Linked DNA regions of Homo sapiens: region 1 is linked to region 2. Evidence: read pairs that join two places in POLR2A ChIA-PET (ENCODE). Cell type or tissue: GM12878. All regions are shown on one strand. Links, peaks and the distances in the headings refer to the core of each region. The heading gives the core; the rest is flanking DNA. Region 1 overlaps LOC105377205 (a long non-coding RNA gene). Region 2 has its middle 67 kb from the start of BRD1.

Region 1 (2,905 bases), core at 217-2,716, 78 kb before region 2:
GAAGGCGTGAGCCACAGCGCCCAGCCCCCCTTTAGCTGTTCTTTAAGGGTAGTTCTGCTAGTGAGAAATTCTTTTCATGTGCCTTGGTCTGTGAATTTTTTTTATTTCTCTTTGTTCCCGAAGGACATTTTCACTCCACATAGAATCCGTGGCTGATAGTTCTTTCGGCACGTGAGAAACACCAGACCACTTGTTTCTGGCCTCGGTGGTTTCCAATACAAAGCTATGTTCTTCCCCATAGGCAATGTGTTGTTTCTCTGCCAGCTTTCAAGGGTTTTTTCTTTGTCATTAGTTCCCAGAAGTTTAATCACGATGTGTGCGGCATAGATTTCTTTGGATTTCTCTTATTTGGGTTTTCTGAGTTTCTTGACTTTAGAGGTTTATGTCTTTGGCCAAATTTGGGAAGATTTTGTTGTTCATTCTTCACATATTTTTTTCAGCTCCATGCTCTTTCTCCTCTCCATCTTAAACATCAATGACACAAAATTTAGATTTTTATTTATTTATTTATTTTCGAGACAGAGTCTTGCTCTGTCACCTAGACTGGAGTGCAGTGGTGCAATCTCGGCTCACTGCAACCTCTGCCTCCTGGGTTCAAGTGAGTCTCCTGCCTCAGCCTCCCAAGTAGTTGGGATTACAGGCGCCTGCCACCATGCCTGGCTAATTTTTGTATTTTTAGTAGAGATGGGGTTTTGCCATGTTGATCAGGCTGGTCTCGAACTCCTGACCTCAGGTGATCTGCCCACCTTGGCCTCCCAGAGTGCTGGGATTAGAGGCAAGAGCCACTGTGCCCAGCTAATTTTTGTATTTTTAGTAGAGACAGGGTTTCACCATGTTGGCCAGGCTGGTCTCCAACTCCTGACCTCGGGTGATCTGCCCTCCTCAGCTTCCCAAAGTGCTGGGATTATAGGTGTGAGCCACCACGCCTGGCCTAGATTTTTAAAAATAGTCCCACAGGTCCCTGAGGCTATGTTCCATCAGTTTTTTTCAGTCTATTTTCCATCTTTTTTTCAGATTGGGTTACTTCTATTGTTCTGTCTTCCAGCTCATGGATTCTTTCCTCTGTCATATTCATGCTGCTATTGAGCCCATTCAGTGAGTTTTTTAGTTTGGTTTATTGTACTTTTCGACACTACAATTTCCATCTGGTTCTTTTTTCTTTTCTTTTCTTTCTTTATTTCTGAGACAGAGTCTCTCTCTGTTACCCAGGCTGGGGTACAGCGGTGCGATCATGACTCACTGCAGCCTCAGCCTCCCAGGCTCAAGCGATTCTGTTGCCTCAGCCGCCTACCCTCATTCCCCACACCCCGATTTCATTAAAAAAAAAAAACCAAAAACTTTTTTTCTCTATTTTTCAGTTGTTTCAAGATAGTTTGTAAATGCTTGTTGAAGCATTTTTGTGAGGGCTGCTTTACAATCATTTTCGGATAATCCGATACCTGATTTATCTCGGTGTTGGCATCGTTATTTGTCTTTTCTTAGTCAAGTTATGAGTCTCCCGGCTCCTGGTGTGATGCATGATTGTGGAATCGTCATCTGGACAGTTTGTATATCAGCAGCAGACTCTGAATCCTACTTAAACCTGCTATTTCAGCAGGCAGTCACCCTGTTGAGGTGCAGCACATCCTGGCCTACTTTTGTGGGTTGTGGTTCCTACAAGAATTGAGTTTATCTACTAGATCTGCTATTTAGGCGTCTACGTAATTAGGCTGCTGCTGCCGGTGGGGATAGAGGCGCCTCTCCAGGCTTCTCCGAGCTGTTAGGTGGGGAGTGGGCGGACCTGGTGCCAGCAAGTTCCGGCTCCGCCTCTGCAGATTCCCCTATGGGAGGGCTGTGGGGCTTCCCCCAGCTACTGGGGAGGCGTGGGGAGAGGCGAGGGGAGGAGAGGAGGCCCTAGGCCTGGACCCCCTTGCACCACTTTGGGTCAGGAGATACTGGGCCTGGACTGCCTTCCACTGCCGGGCGGGGATGGGAGGCTCCAGGCGGCCGCGCTTTTTCCAGTCCGCGGTCCCCACCGGCCGGTTCCCCTCTTCCCCCCACTTCGAGGCCTGCAATTGTCTGCTGTACTGGCTCCCAGTGCTGAAAGGTGTGTGTAGCTGGAGGAGCACGGAGAGATGAGTCCGTTCCATCTCCTCTTGAGCTAGAAGTCTCTGGTTTTACTTTTAATTTTTATTTCTGTACTTTTTTTTTTTTTTTTGAGATGGCGTCTCGCTCTGTCGCCCAGGCTGGAGGGCAGTGGCGCGATCTCGGCTCACTGCAAGCTCCGCCTCCCGCGTTCACGCCATTCTCCTGCCTCAGCTTCCCGAGTAGCTGGGACTACAGGCGCCCGCCACCACGCCCGGCTAATTTTTTTCTATTTTTTTTTTAGTAGAGACGGGGTTTCACCGTGTTAGCCAGGATGGTCTCGATCTCCTGACCTCGTGATCCGCCCGCCTCGGCCTCCCAAAGTGCTGGGATTACAGGCGTGAGCCACCGCGCCCGGCCTATTTATGTAATTATTTATTCTATGGATTTTAAAATAGCCTCATTGATAAAGAATTCACAGACATACCATGCAGTTTACTGTATACTTAAAATGGACAGGCCAGGTGCAGTGGCCCCTGCCTATAATCTCAGCACTTTGGGAGGCTGAGGAGAGCGAAGTGCTTGAGTCCAGGAGTTTGAGACCAGCCTGGGCAACAAAGCGAGACCCTGTCTCTACAAAAAAATTAAAAAAAAAAAAAAAAAAACAACTTAGCCGGGTGTGGTGGTGCGCATCCTTAGTCCCAGCTACTCAGGAGGCTGATATGGGAGGATCCCTTGAGCCCAGGAGTTCAAGGTTGCAGTGAGCTGTGATTACAGCAGCTGTGATTTACTCCAGCCTGGGTACCAGAGCAAGTCCCCGTCTCAAAAACAAGTTCAATGA
Region 2 (2,905 bases), core at 157-2,656:
CCCATCTGAAGTTGTCATAAACAGTGTTACCATAAATAAACTCTATATTCTGGAGGGCAGAATATAAAGTCTACTCCCTGACAAGAAAGAATAAAAACATTTTTAAAAGGCCTAGCTAGTTTTTCTTAACTAGATTGTAAGATAGACTTATTCAACCTGAAGGTGTGGGCTGATGTCACTTCACACTTGAAACCAAGGGGAGCTTCAGGGCCCAGACAAGCTTAGACTACCAGCCATTCAGAATCTACATTTTAAAAGAAAATTGAAGTGATAAAGCTGTGGTTAAACGTGAAATTGAGTTTATAAAATTTGGGCAGTTACTGAGATCTCCTTAAAGATTTGACTGGAAAGTGTAGACAATGTTTGGATCCCTATTTGATCCAATATATGAGATGACTGGGGAAATTTGACCATTGACAAGATATTCGATGACAGGAACGATTGTTTAATAAAAATGTTAGGTTTGCTAGCGATATCATGGTTATCTTTATTTAGAATCCTTTTATTTTAGAGATACATGCTAAAATATGGGAGGGTAACATCATACGCAGTCTGGGGCTGGCTGTTGAATCATTCACCTGGGAGAACAAAATTGTGTGTGGGTGTGTACAAATGTGAGGGGGTGTGGGTACAGATGATTTTTTTTTTTTTTGAGATGGAATTTTGCTCTTGTTGCCCAGGCTGGAGTGCGGTGGCGCAATCTCGGCTCACTGCAACCTCCATCTCCTGGGTTCAAGCAATGCTCCTACCTCAGCCTCCCAAGTAGCTGGGATTACAGGCATGTGCCACCATAACCTAATTTTGTATTTTTAGTAGAGATGGGGTTTCACCATGTTGGCCAGGCTGTTCTTGAACTCCTGACCTCAGGTGATCCGCCTGCCTTGGCCTCCTAAAGTGCTGGGATTATGGGCGTGAGCCACCGCGCCCGGCCCAGGTGATTTTTTTTTAAATTTTAAAGTTTTAAATATATTTAGGGGATACAAGTGCAGGTTTCTTACATGTATACATGACATAGTGCTGAAGTCAGAGCTTTTAGTGTACCCATCACCAGAACAGTGAACACTGTACCCAATAGGTAATATTTCAACCCTCACCTAAACCACATCCTGGGCCCACTGCTCCCACTACTAGCTTCTAAGCAAGCCACCTGGAGGCCCAAGAATCAGCCCCAGGACCCACCAACGCTGCAGCCAGTGTAAGCTGCTCTAGAGCCTAAAAATAAGCACATTCACCCCATCGCTACCAACGGGGCAGCTGCTGTGGTTTGGGTGATGGCGGCAGTGGTGGTGAAGCAACCCACTGGGATCCAAACAGTCTGTGTTCTTGTTGCTGGAAGCTGCGATGGGTTGGGTAGGGGAAGTCCCCAGTCCTGCAGCTGCCCATAGCAGGGCAGTGGGTCTTGTCTTGAGTATGTGTAGGAGAGCCTAGCTTCCCCGTCCTTCCTTGACTGGGCAGCAGCTGCAGCCATGTCAAGTCAAACTTGGCCTGAGGGCAGGGCACAGCTTTGCGTTAAACTCTAAAATTGGTGCCTCGGGCCTGAGACCAGGGAGGGCGGGGCTCCTCCCAGGCAAACAGCATGGGCAGGACGCTGCAGGAAGTGTGGTCTGGTTGGATCTCAGTCTCACGGCAACCTATTGCAGGGCAGTGGGTCTTGTCCTAGACATACATAAGGTAGCCTAGTTTCCCTGTCTTTTCTTGGTTGAGTAACAGCTGCAGTGGTTTCAGCCCAAGCTCAGGCCGAGGTCAGGGTGCAGTTCAGTGCTCAACTCTCCAATTGGTGCCTTGGGCCTGAGACCAGAGTGGGTGGGGTTTCTCCTAGGCAAGCAGCTTGGGTAAGAAGTTGTGTGGAGTGTGGTCTGCTCATGCATCGGTCCCAACAGCAGACCACAGCAAGGTGACAGGGCACCTCCCAGGAGTGTGTGGTAGTGCCCAGTCTCCCCTGTCTCCTTGGAGCAGTGCAGTGGCTACAGCCATGTTGTTAGATCCCTGGTAGTGAGGCTCTCAAAACGGCCTCAGCTGAGGCTGCTCCAGGTTTCAATGCCTGTGAGGTTCTTTGTGGGTTCCCTTTTCTGGAGTGACGTCTCTGTGTAATGTTCAGGCAGCTCCATATGTCGGGCCCGAGGCATGTTTAGGCATGTCCAGGAGACTCCCACCTGGAGGCTGTCAGTTCCTGGCTGGGCAAGCTGCCGTGAGCCCTCTCCTTACTTCCTTCTGGTGCTTCCTGTCTCATCTCTGGTGAATCCTAGCATTCTCTCTGGGATGGTCTGTTCAAAATGTGCACATCTATTTACTATTTTGTTCCTCTCCATGGAAGAGGTACATACTATCTGTGCCTGTCAGCCATCATGATCTCTCCATGGAGGAGGTACATACTATCTGTGCCTGTCAGCCATCATTATCTCTCTGCATATATGTTTTTTTAGATGTATGTTTTTATTTCCCTTGGGCATATGCCTAGGAGTGAATTGCATGGTTATACATTAACTCTCTGTTTAACATTTTTATTTTTTGAGACAGAGTCTCATTTTGTTACCCAGGCTGGGGTGCAGCGATGCAATCTCAGCTCACTGCAACCTCTACCTCCTGGGTTCAAATGATTCTCCTGCCTCAGCCTCCGGAGTAGCTGGGATTACAGGCGTGCACTACCACACCAGGCTAATTTTTGTATTTATAGTAGAGATGGGGTTTCACCATGTTGGCCAGGCTGTTCTCAAACTCTTGACCTCTGGTGATCTGCCAGTCTTGGCCTCCCAAAGTGCTGGGATTACAGGTGTGAGCCACTGTGCCCAGCCCTGTTTAACATTTTAAGGAGCCGCTGGATTGATTTCCAAAGCAATTGCATCATTTTACTTTCCCACCAGCAGTTTACGAGGTTCCAATTTCCCCACATCGCCACCAACACTTG

Evidence for each region. ChIA-PET counts read pairs that join two places held together with the same protein. Peaks named below come from ENCODE experiments on the same cell type or tissue, not always from the same donor. Only the 100,000 strongest peaks of a DNase experiment are listed, where the experiment ranks them.
Region 1: POLR2A ChIA-PET joins it to region 2 with 9 read pairs; 4 of 35 experiments call an interaction of 5 or more read pairs at or near these places.

Annotation. Positions count from the first base shown.
Region 1 is chr22:49,837,873-49,840,777 of GRCh38, reverse strand. The region is part of intron 2 of LOC105377205 (a long non-coding RNA gene); the gene reads left to right. Among named protein-coding and RNA genes, the nearest start is that of BRD1, 11 kb to the right of the region's middle. RefSeq lists a silencer at 1,693-1,742. In GM12878, for the core only: no CTCF peak of the experiment used is centred there; a DNase peak (open chromatin) is centred at 1,767; H3K4me3 peaks cover 649 bases.
Region 2 is chr22:49,759,701-49,762,605 of GRCh38, reverse strand. No RefSeq gene overlaps it. Among named protein-coding and RNA genes, the nearest start is that of BRD1, 67 kb to the left of the region's middle. RefSeq lists an enhancer at 2,002-2,301. In GM12878, for the core only: no CTCF peak of the experiment used is centred there; DNase peaks (open chromatin) are centred at 1,245, 1,675 and 2,075; H3K27ac peaks cover 1,626 bases.